Regions from separate parts of the Homo sapiens genome. Here region 2 is linked to region 1. A link is a contact called in ENCODE Hi-C data. All regions are on one chromosome and are shown on one strand. The core of a region is the stretch at or near the end of the contact, and the rest is flanking DNA. Distances in the headings are between cores, read along the strand shown. Region 1 holds the start of OSTC (oligosaccharyltransferase complex non-catalytic subunit). Region 2 holds the start of AP1AR (adaptor related protein complex 1 associated regulatory protein).

Region 1 (6,209 bases), core at 3,122-5,621:
TTTGCGCCAAAGCTCTAAGGCTCTGTGCTACAGTGGCTTGTCAAAAGCTTCATAAAGCATGCCTATCTACCACAGACGTTACAAGTAATACTGGATCTACTAAGTTGTATGGCCCAAGTGGCAGAGCAGTTTGCTATTGAAGAACCTTTGCTTATTCAGGATCCCAATCAAAACTAGCAGCTTATTGGATTGCTCAGCAAATACATCAAAATGGTATGACCAAATGAAGTATATGTTGCAAGTGGTCCATCCATTGAGCATTGTGCAGCAAATATCCTTTATTTTGAAAGAGCTTTCTATGTATTACAGATCACTTAACCCCTAGACATTTCCCTGAGGAGACCCTGACATTTTATTGTGCTTATTTTTCCATCCTCTGGCATGCATTTGTCCTAACAATATATCTACTGTAGTTGCTACTTAGATCACTGTCTAATGAGCATATTATCAATGCAATGTCATAGTGTGATATTCTGTGAATGAGAAGGCAATCAAAGTTCCTGCAAATCAGATTATGACATAGAGCTGGGGAATTGATATAATTCTGAAATGGAGGTGTGTTGCTGACTCTGCCAGTTGAAAGCAAACTTCTTCTGATGATCTTTACCATAGGCATAAGTAGAAACAGCATTTGCCAGAACAGCTAACAGGTGCCACGAGATGTGTTGATGTGCTCCAGCGACAAAACCACAAGTGGAATAGCAGCAGCAGTTGGAGTCACCACATGATTAAATTTACAATAATCCACTGTTGTTCTCCAAGGTCCATCTTTCTTTTGCAAGGGCCAAGTTAATTGAGCGAAATGTGGCAGAAATCACTACTCAGCATCTTTCAAGTCTTTGATAGCACATCAGCCACTGAAGTCACTTTAGATTTATTATTTCTGTAGGTAAAAGCAGTTCTACTGGTTACACTTAGACTTTCCTGCCATAAAAGCCCTCATAATATGGGTCAGGAAACCAATATGGTGATTTTTCCATTTGCTGAGTACATTTATCCCAATTGTACATTCTAGAACTCAGTGATCTCACTACCTCTGGAAGGAGAACTAAAATTAGAATAGTGATAATGGGAAACTCGTTCCATATGTGTCTCTAATATTTGAATAAATTAATTATTTTACATTGGGCAGGTTCCTATGTTTTACTTGCATAATTTTATTTCTTATTTTCATTATTTATTTGTTTATTCATTTATTTTTAGAGATGGAGTTTCTCTCTTGTTGCCCAGGCTGGAGTGCAATGGCACGATCTCGGCTCACTGCAACGTCCGCCACTCGGGTTCAAGCCATTCTCCTGCCTCAGCCTTGCAAGTAGCTGGGATTAGAGGCATACACCACCATGCCCAGCTAATTTTGTATTTTTTAGTAAAGATGGGGTTTCATCATGTTAGTCAGGCTGGGTTCGAACTGCTGACCTCAGGTGAGGAGGCCTCCCAAAGTGCTGGGATTACAGGCATGAGCCACCGTGCCCAGCCATTACTTGCATATAATTTTAAAAACAACCTTCAAAATGTAAAATAACTACAACAATAACACCAAACCCCACAATATTGCATTAGAAAGAGTTTTTATTTAGATCATGAGACATAATAGTGCTTCGTACTCATGCTTATACAGAACCTAGCGCGAAAGAACATAATTCAAGACACTGTCAACCAAACTGCAAAATGTCTTCATAAATAAAAATCCAGGTTAATATTAGTATTATTATCCTACAAAAAACAAAGCTACTAATTTCCTCTCCAACACATATTTAAATAAACAGAAATCAACAATATTTGTAGCCTTTGTAATTCTAGTTTGTTTAGAATTTAGTTAAAAACTTATTTGTGGAGCTCTCCCTCTCTTTTGGCTGGCAGAACCATTTCTGACTTCAAGGCTTTTTATTAAAATATTCTACAATGAACACAGAAAGCTTGGTAGATACCATCTTTACACTTTTTTCTTCTTTGAATATATATTTGCTTGTGCACAGTAAGAATTATTAACATTTGCTTTTATATGTAGCTTAAGATGACAGCTCTACTGCATATTATATTGTAAACTGTGTTTCTCTCAACATTTTTCCTTCTTCATCTATAAATAGAAAACCACTGAATGATTGATTATATGTTTATTTAAGGGCATGCTCTAATGCCCACTGCTATATTCATTATTTCTTTGGTTTTCAGTTACAGAGTTTATGTTATGTTTAAATAGAACATTTTTCTGTAGGAATTGTGGGTTAGGACATGGATGATAACAGATATGCATATCTTACTCATGAAAGGTCTCTTTTATACGTGGCTTATAGAATATTACAAACTCATGTTGAAAAATATTTCAAAGCTTAAGAGGTTAAAAAATAATAATGAATTGGTTCCTGGAGCAAACTTACTTTTTGGAAAGTGATAGTAATAATTTAACATATAGATGAATGCAGTGTGTTCTGACTTGGCAGTTTTATTATTTATGAAATTAATTTTTCATTTAAAAATTATATATTAATAATTTATATGTTTTCCACAATGTAGGTAGAAATTATGTGTCCCTAGTATACACAGGAAGAAGGATAAGTATATAAACGTATACCATTTTAAACGTCTTAAATCTATTTACTTCTACAGCAATTGCCTTTTAGGTCTCATCCAGTCACAGACTATACTACACTTTTTGAGTTTATTTCCCTTCCCAGGAGCCACTTTTGTCATATGTAAAGCAGTTATACTAGTATTTACCTAACAGAATTGTCATGAAGAGTATATAAGCACAAATGTAAATCACTTAACATAGTACCTGCCAAGCAGTGGTTAATTAATGTTAGATTCCTTTTTAAGCTATAAAGGAAATTTAAAAACCTTTAATCCCTATGTTTTTCCAAAGCAAAATGTTTTATTTTTATTTTTTTCTTCATACCAAAGCAAAATATTTTAATTGTTCCAAAGTGTTCCTTACTTATAAAACTGTGGGAATTTCAGAAACATTCTGCTTTACAGTGCCCAGAGAAACTTCCTACATATAAACGCTGGTTTTGGTGTAAATGCATTCATTATTGGTGTTATCATTGGCCTTTACATAACCTAAGATTCGTGTGGCTCCGTTAAGACATAGGCAATATGACTCTGGGAGAGACTCTCACTAATGAACAGTAAGGGCAGCAAGCCTCAACTGTACTTAGAATTGGATACTACAATGTTTTGATAGTATTTTCATTACCGTCTTCAAGCAATTTCTTAACAATTGAGTTGTTAGCTAATTAGAAGTGCAGAACCAATACATGGCATCCTGTAAAAATAACCACGGGCTTAGTAACAAGCAAATAAAAAAATATAAAAACATTGGCTCTATAATGTGTCAATATGCTCTGGACTTATGTAATCAGTGACTCTTAACTCTTGCTCCAAAAGGAAGTTAACATTTGTAGAGTCTTAAAAGATTATATAAAAAAGAAAAGCAAAACAGAAAACAAAAAATCTTTTAGACCTTCTAGTCCATCCCTAATGACTAATTCTCCATCATATATTTTCATCTATTTGGATTGTAAATGTTGCCCAGACCAGAGATGGCGGTGGTTCACACTAGGGTGTCAGTGGTGGAATGGTGAGGGGCAGATGAATTGGAGATATTTTGGTAGTACAGCCAAAGAGACCTACTAATATTTTGGATGCAGAAGGTTAGTAAGGAGAGAAATCCAGACGACTTTAAGATTTTTGGCCAGAGGGATTTTACCTTTTAGCGACATACAGATGACCAAGGGAAGAGCAAAGTTGAGAGGATGAGTTATTCAAAATAGTATTATGGTCACGCCAAGCTATCAGCATTAAGGCATCCCTGTAGAGATGTCCTGTTGACATTTGTGATCCAGGCTGGATGTTTAAAAAAAATTGGTAACATATTACTTTAGCAACTATTATTAATTCTTATTATTACCACGACTACATCGGGAAGTAAAAGCTCAGCAGCCTCCGGCTTTTCCTAACCCTTGAAAAAACCTCTAATATAAAAGGCATTTATATCCAAAAGTTCCCATTCATCTCCCGCTCTGGGAACCGGGAGCGCCCCCTGTCCAATCAGCTTTCAAATCCCCTGCGTCAGCGAGTGGGCGGGGCTCACCTAGATTCCTTGGCCTCCGCTTCTCCGGCTTGGCCACGTTAGAAGTCCCGCAGGTCCTTGAAGGTACACAAATCACCTATATATCCATTAGAAAAATGTAGAGTACATTATCACAATGTAAGTTTAATTAGATTAAATAATTTACAACACTTTATTCATATCATTTATTTGTTTTATTTAGTTTCTTATTTTCTTCTATGAGTATAGTAACCACCTCCGAGCTTTACGGATCTGCGGGTCCTTTCCTCGCGCACGCGCACTTGTTAGGGAGGGCGGGCCTGTTTCCGGGAGGCGCGTGGGGCTTGAGGCCGAGAACGGCCCTTGCTGCCACCAACATGGAGACTTTGTACCGTGTCCCGTTCTTAGTGCTCGAATGTCCCAACCTGAAGCTGAAGAAGCCGCCCTGGTTGCACATGCCGTCGGCCATGACTGTGTATGCTCTGGTGGTGGTGTCTTACTTCCTCATCACCGGAGGTAACTCGGGCTGTCGGGCCCGAGAGGCTGAGGAGCGGAGAACTGACCCGCCCCGGGAGGCGCGTCTGTTCCGCTGACTCTCAGCCCCGGGGGAAGCATAGCTCTGCTTTGGATCTTTTCTGAGGGTGGAGGGGAGTTCTGGGGTCCGAAGTGTTAACGTCCAAGTTTATTCGCCTTCACGCCCTGTCTTAAGAGAATTCGTGTTCTCACTCCCATTGCCTTTCTTCTCCTTCTAGCCCTCCCATCCCAGGGATCCGAGTCAAATATATTTTTCAAGGCCAAATTGTTGCTCTTTTTGTTGCTTGCCATACGTTGTTTGATAAATGTCCTGGGAAAGCCTAATTTGGCAAACTCCGTTTCCATGGTTGGTTGTTTGATAAAGGTCCTGGGAAGGTCTAATTTGGCCAACTCCGCTTCCATGGTTGGTCAAGAGCTTGTGGGACTTTTAAACTTATCTTTGTCCTGGAATCTTGGAAGAGACTTGACAATCTTTAGTTTTGTTGGCTCAAACCTAGGGTTCTGTGTTGCCTTTTGCATGACCTACAATAAATATCAATGGAATTTTCTGAAATCACAGGTTTGATAAATATTTGAGATTGGAGATGAGATTTGCAGACGATACTGTATTTCAGTGGGCAGAAGTTGAGAATTAAAAAAATAAGATAAATAGCATTACTATTAAACGCTTCTGAATTGTCTATCATCTTATTCTGTCCTTTTCAAATAGAAAATTGCAAAGGGGCGTTGCCTTATGTACTGGTGAGTTGGCAATCCGGCTAGTCTTTTCAGAGCCACTACCCTTTCAGGCCACAGTTCCAAGATTTACTTAGAACTGTGCTACTGTGTACATTTAGATTTGGGGAAGTGGTGTACTTAACTTGGAAATTATAAAATTAATTTAGATTTTGGGAAGTGGTGTACTTAACCTGGAAATTATAAAATTAAAGCTACGGATTTGGGATAGCAAAAGTAGTTCTACTTTTAAGGGAGTGGCCATATAATTGTTATTTTCATAGATGTTTTGTGAGAATAGTTGGCACTGAAGGGGGAGGATTCAAACTGAGAGAGCTGAGTTCTAGAAAGCACCTTTGAATTTACCTCCTTCCCCCAATCTAGAATAGTGAGAATTAACTTACGTTCATTTAAATAAATTACATTTAAATATTTGAGTTACATTTAAATACTTATTTGGTAACAAGATACTATCTAGCATTGCATTAGCATTAACCATTAACATTTGCTCATCAAGTTAATAGCTACTGTACTGAATAAACAAAATTTAAAATGCATGTGGCTTTTAAAAATAATAGACTTTTAAAAATAAATAATATAGAATAATTCAGTATTATTATTGAGTGCTCGCTTCGGCAGCACATATACTAAAATTGGAATGATAGGGAGAAGATTACCATGGCCCCTGTGCAAGAATGACTCGCAAATTCGTGAAGCGTTCCATATTTTTGCACAGTTCACGAAGGTCGTTGGACAAAAAAAAAGTCATTATTCAATAATAATAATGAATAATGCTAGTTTCTTTCCTGTAACCCTTACTTCCCTTGGAGTCGGATTCTTTGCGAGAAGCCTCAGTTTTCTTTGTGGCCCTCTTTTTTCTCCTGTTGATTATTGTAATGGGGAGATTCTT
Region 2 (6,458 bases), core at 887-3,386, 3.6 Mb after region 1:
GAACATACATATAATTTTCTATCCTGATTTTTCACACATTATTCAGCAAGCATTTTTCCATATTGTTTTAAAAAATATATTTATTATGTCTATATAACAAGAATACACCAGCAAATTTAATCATCCTTCAATTTTTGAGCATTTAGTTTGTTTCTGGCTCTTGGTATTTCCAAATAATTTCTCAGAATGAGTTTCATTATCTGCAGCAGTTTAGAATAGTACCATTTCATTGTATCCTTGCAAATACTGAATATTTCTAACTGTAAAGCTTTGTTAACTTGACAAGTGAATCAATACAAATGACTAAAACATGCATTTTAATTTGCATTATTTTGCTTAGTGAAGTTTTTAAATGTCTTATTCATTTGTATTGCTTCTGAGGATCATTCATATCCTTAACTGAGAGAACAGATTTACTATAAAAAAATTATTTTTAAGTGAGATTCAGTTTTAATAACGGTTTATAGAATGTCTATAGGAAGTGCTGTCAAGTCTATAGCTGCATTTTTTTAATCAAACTTTTTATATTGAGACAATTGTGTCACATGCAGTTTTAAGAAATAATATACAGATGACCGTGTATATCTTTAATCTAGTTTCCCCCAGTGGTGACATGTTACAAAACTATTGCAATATCACAACCAGAATACTGACATTAATATAGACAAGATGCAGGATTTCCATTCCCTGACCCATGGCAATCAATTATTCTGTTGTCCACTTACATAAATTTATCAATTCTGAGATGTTACATAATGGAATTACACAGTATATAAGCATTTGAGATTGGCTTTTTCTTTAACCATAATTTCCTACAGATTCATTTCAGGGTGTGTTCATCAATACTGTGTTCCTATTTGTTACTAAATATTCCATAGGATAGATGTACCAGTTTCTGTAAACATTTATAGTTGAATTTTAATGATTATTTCATTAATACATTTGTCTAATTTCAGGGGTTGGAAGGAGAAAAGAAAATGCTTTCACTAGGAAGTCATTCGGTCATCCCAACATTCACTGAAAGCAAACCATTGGGACAAATGTTATCCTATGCTTCTGATTACAAAACAACTAAAACCCAAATAAAATAAACATTAGTAAGTAGCAGTGCTAAGATTGAAACCAGATACGTATTTAAAGAAGCAAGAAAATGAGTTCAGAGAACATTTTATCATCAATAAAAACTTTCTAAAATGTAACAATTTTTCTAGGTTTAATTAAACAGGCTAAAAACTTGATGTGTCCAGTCCATGAGAGCATCCTCCTATCCACTGGACGAGGTGTCTACTAAACCACATCTTATATCTATTGTGAGGCCAACTGTCTTGAGGCCAAACAAGACGCGAATTATATGGTAGCACTTGAGAGGGCTGCGGACACATTAGAGCAGCTTTCTCTTCCCATCTACAGCAGTTCTGGGCAGCATGCTTGGAATGGCAACGCTGACGTCCCCGAAAAACCCCAGCCCTCTTGCCAATTTCCTCTGAACCCCAACTACCCAACCCAAAATTATGTGAAGATCTGATTTTCAAACAAAACGAGGACAATAATGCACCATTATTACGTTTCCCTAAAACATTAACAGTATGGAAATTAAGACACAAACCAGAGACCGGAAAAAAATCTTGGTGCGTTCAAAGTAACCTCAATCAGTTCCCGAGTCTATTTTCCGCTTATGGTGCAGTATTAACAAAAACTAAGCACACCGTGCAGAGAAACGCCCCTTCGCACTTATGACTTCCGGCCTGGGACTCTGGCTCCTCACACGCCTTTGATACAAAGTTCGAAGGCTGAGCCTTAGCCATGCCACGCCCAGCGTGCTCCGGACGAGGATGCCCGAAACTGCAATGAGAGAGGGAAATTTCCTAGTCAGGTCAAGGTCCAACAAAACAAACGTCCGCACGCAGGAATTGAACCGTCTCGCAGGCAGAGGCGGCTGAACCAGGAGCGAGCGGAAGTGACGCACAGGCCGGTCGCCAGAGAAGGCGGGGCACCGAGGTAGCGCGCCCAATTGGGGCGCGGGAGAGGCCGGGGGTGTGGCAGCGTTGGCGGCGAGCAGGGGCCTGGGCGCGCTGGGGGCGGGGCCAGGGTGCTCGGCTCGCGGGGACTGGCCTCCTTCGGCAGCTGGAGGCGGTCACTCACGCTGGGCTAGGAGCTGAGGCGAGAAGGGCCATGCGGACGGCGAGGGAGTCCAGAGCCTTGAGCCCGGTGCTCCTCCCTCGCGCAGCGGTGGCTCTGCGGCCGCTGGAGTAAACACTGCCTTTGTTCCCTAGCGCCTCGTCTTTCGTCGCCCCGTGCCCTCACGCCGCCGGGCTCTGGCCGGCCCGCCCTCGGTCCTTGAACCCCATTTCGGCTCGTGCCGTGCGGATGCAGCTGCCGGGCCTGGGTTTGGGCATTGAGCGGGAGGAGGAGGAGGAGCGGCGGCGCCTGGGCGGCATGCGATGGGGAACTGCTGCTGGACGCAGTGCTTCGGACTGCTTCGCAAGGAAGCGGGGCGGCTGCAGCGAGTAGGCGGCGGCGGAGGGTAAGCCCGCTGGGGGAGGGGCCCGGCCCCCGTGGCTCCTCCTCTTCGGCCCCCGGCGGGGAATCCCTTTCACCGTCCCCCGGCGGCTGGAGGTGGCGGTCGAGAGCCCTGCTACACTCACTGCTTAGCAGACGTCAGACTGGTGGTCGTCTTGGAGGCCCAGTCTGGGGTCCGGTCTTGGGGCCTCCTCGGAAAGAGGTAGAAGAGGGGGCGGGGTGTCCCTCCTGCCAGGGCGCCCTGTCACGCGGGGAAGGAGTCACGGGAGACATCATCTCCAGGAAACAAGGGGTAGCTTCGCGCTAATGGGCTGTAGGACCGGCTCCACGGCAACCTGGACACACCCTGCGCTGAGCTTAGGTTTAACGCCAAAGCTAGTATCCCTGTATCTGACCCTCTCTTTAGCCCTGGCAGAGCAGGTGGGATCTGGCTCCGGAGTTAATGCCTCAGATTGATTTTAAGTAGAAGTCATTTGGATGCTGGAGTAAAATAAGGTTCCAGATACTGATGAACTCTGGTAGCTACAAAGACTTGCTGAATTGCAGAGTTCCCAATGGGCATTCAGATTCTTGGTGCTCATAACTACAGGGACAATGTGTAATTTTTTCGTATTAAGTTTTTGAAATTTCGAGAGGAATTCCTTGCCCTGATTGCTACTCAAACGTCCTGTAACATTAGGTAAATTGCAGTCCTTCTGAACTTCACTTCTCTTGAGTAAACCTGGGATATTGCTTAGGTTTTGTATATGCACCATCCACAGAATAGTAATTTCATAATTCCGTTTTTGTGTTTTTTTATTTCATATATATTGAAAAAATTAGAGCAAATTCCTTTGGGGTTGGCTTTGTTGTTATTAAATGTCCCTCCGGAATTCAAACCTAGAATTGAAAATCTGAACCAAGCCAGTTTGTGTAAGGACTAAGACTGTTTTGCACTTTCTGAAACAGATTGCTAATTTTTCATAATCTGTTCCATTTAACTAACATTATTGGGTAATAAGATGTTCAACATAAATAAATTGCAGTAAATGATCATAATTTGAATCTTTGGTAATGGAGATCTTATAAAATATAGGATTCTCATTCATTAATTAGGCATTGTGTCACCTCTCTGATACAAAATAGCTAAGGTTTTACACTAAGTATCCCTAGAATGGAAGGGCAAGGATTTGCAGTTTGTGCCTAGTGTAATATTTCGATTTCCCTAATTTATGAGTTATTACTCTTGAGTGGGACATGACAGTTGTTTTATCTTGTCATCCAGGATCATCTGGTTTAAGTATTTATAATTTTTGTGTGTGAATGAAACTTACAAGGTCAAGCTGCTTAAGTAGGCTTGCCCAATAACTAGATGCCACACAATCTTTGGCTTTTACTATTATTTGTAGTTGTGTTACAGGGCGTTAAATTCTAACTCCAAGAAAGTTGGTTGGTGAGGGAGCAGTACTTACATTCTAAATGGATAAGCAAAAAACTTTATATTTGACTTTGGACTACATGATGTGTCTGTGGACTTTAGTTTTGTTTTTTTCATGGGGTCTCCGTAGAGTACGGCATTAAAATTGTAGGTTCTACTCCCTCAGCTCGTGAGCTTGGCAGCACAGGGAGGTGGCAGGAGGAAATCCATGAATCAGCGTGAGTGTTAATTGTCTGTAGATATGCCATAAAAACATAAGCAGGTGGAGTATTTCTTTCTTTTTTTTTGAGACGGAGTCTCGCTCTGTCGCCCAGGCTGGAGTGCAGTGGCGCGCGATCTCGGCTCACTGCAACCTTCGCCTCCCGGGTTCACGCCATTCTCCTGCCTCAGCCTCCTGAGTAGCTGGGACTGCAGGCGCCCGCCACCATGCCCGGCTAATTTTTTTGTATTTTTAGTAGAGACCGGGTTTCACCCTGTTAGCCAGAATGGTCTTGATCTCCTGACCTCATGATTCGCCAGCCTTGGCCTCCCAAAGTGCTGGGATTACAGGCATGAGCCACCGCGCCCGGCCAGCAGGTTGAGTATTTCTTATCTGAAATACTTGCTTTGGAGTTCAGATTTTTATTCAGATTTTGGAATATATGCATTATATACTGGTGTAGTATCTGAAAATCTGAAATCCAGAATTCTCCAATGAACATTTTCTTTGAGTAACATGTTGGCACTCAAAAAGTTTCAGATTTTGGAACATTTCAGATTTTGGGTTTTGGGGTTAGGTATACTCAACTTGTGGTTGGATTTTTACTGTTTGTGGGCAAAGCTCTTTGAACAAGTCCTGTGGAGGCAGTGAGAGTTTATAGGTTGTGGACACTGTCATCTAAAATTATATAATGGTGATATTGATCCTATTACTTTAAGTCTATAAACAGGATTTGACGGTTCCCTTACTTGAATTTTCTGATTAACTTATTGTTTAACATCAATTTTAATACTGTTTTAGCAGCTTCCAGTAAGCATGTAGAGACAGATGGATATAGTTACTTGTGCAATAAGGTTAAACTCTTATTTTAGTTTTTTTTTTTTTTTATCAGCTGTTTTGATTTTCTTTCAAGTATAGGTCTGGATAGTTAGTAGTTCTTCTAAAGGTGAAAAAGTTGAGGAGTAATCACAAAAACTTGATTTGATCCTATATGTCTTTGTAGTGACCACAAAAGAAGAGGGTGTCCTCAACTTTTTTAGCTTGATTTAAGCTAGACTTCACAGGGAAGCCTTATGATCTAAGGCCTGGTTTCTGAGTCTTGCAGATTGACATACCCCTGAGAAATCTGAAAATCAGATCACTCGTTTTTTACTATTTTAATCTCAAAACCAGAATTACCACTTTTTCCAGTTTATAAAATACTAGGGAATTCTAGTATTGTATATTCTAGGATATCTGTTTCACCAGTCAAAATATCAATATCAGTGTTGACGTATGTTGGAAACCCTACTACTAATGAAGTCATTTGGTGATTAAAGCAGAGAGAATTAAATATCTTTAAGGAATAAAACTTAGGCATCCTAATGAGTCATACTTCTTCACTGGAGTTTTGCCTGCCAACACTTTCTACAGGGCTCCATCTGCTGGTCAGTTCTCCTGTTTCTCTGAGCAGGCCTTTGTATAGACTTAGTTTTTTCTTTCTCAGATAGAAGACCCAATTAAGTTTTGTTGTGTTGTATTTAATTCCTATTTCTATATTACTGTATAATTCCACATAGTGATTCCACTTAAGATAAACTAGTTTTTATAGAAAGGTAAACCATATTTTGTATCCTCATCAATATGTAACATTTGTTGGCCTTTTTGGCTCCAGCAGCCAAGTTGCTTTCAGGCAATAGTTCACAGTGATTTGCTTTTCCATTCCTAGTAAAAATGATTTTAATAATAACTGACAACATTCCGTTACTTCCTATGTGCCAGGCACTGTTCTAAGTACTTTATATTATCTCACTTATTCCTCCCCGCAATCCTGTGAGGCAAGTAAGTATATATATTATATATATTATAGGTTGAAAACTGAAACTTAGAAAGTTGAACTTTCCCAAGATAGCAGAGCTGGGATTGCAACCCAGGTCCCTCTGAATTCAGAGTTCTTATCCTTAACCACCACAAATAGTTCATGGCACTTTATTCTATAGGTAAACATTTGGTTGCTATCTCTCTCATTGCAGTATCTTGAACGTTGTCACCAGAAGAACTTATGAATATACCTGAACAACTTGACTCTTTATTCTGTGTGCTAAGCTGTCTTTTTCTTGAAACTATGCGCTTGACTTCCACAATATCACCTTTATCTTATTTTCCTGTTTCTCTCCTAGCTATTCTTACTCTGTCTATTAAATGTGGAGATTTTCTTGTCTTCTCTTTTTTAATTTCCTTCATATGTGTATTACCTGCCCCTGAAGAAATTTTACCCATTCCTATGATTTCAACCACCACTACTTCCAAATCTCATCTTCTGCTTGTAGATCTTTTCAGTTG

Evidence for each region. A loop is a pair of places that touch in the nucleus more often than their neighbours do. Pooled maps may share reads with other maps.
Region 2: a loop to region 1 is called in a pooled map, with 17 times the contacts of the local background. The contact joins the promoter of AP1AR here to the promoter of OSTC in region 1. A Hi-C loop is called at or near these places in 8 of 50 pooled maps.

Annotation. Positions count from the first base shown.
Region 1 is chr4:108,646,228-108,652,436 of GRCh38, forward strand. It overlaps OSTC (oligosaccharyltransferase complex non-catalytic subunit), which reads left to right and starts at 4,372. Exons shown (of 4, transcript NM_021227.4): 1 at 4,372-4,567. The coding sequence starts at 4,429. It also overlaps the pseudogene RNU6-431P. RefSeq lists enhancers at 4,312-4,661, 5,276-5,325.
Region 2 is chr4:112,229,651-112,236,108 of GRCh38, forward strand. It overlaps AP1AR (adaptor related protein complex 1 associated regulatory protein), which reads left to right and starts at 2,137. Exons shown (of 10, transcript NM_018569.6): 1 at 2,137-2,524. The coding sequence starts at 2,442. AP1AR-DT (AP1AR divergent transcript) reads right to left here and starts at 2,500. Exons shown (of 1, transcript NR_186684.1): 1 at 1-2,500. RefSeq lists enhancers at 1,910-2,857, 2,882-2,931 and silencers at 1,962-2,241, 2,402-2,671, 5,465-5,514.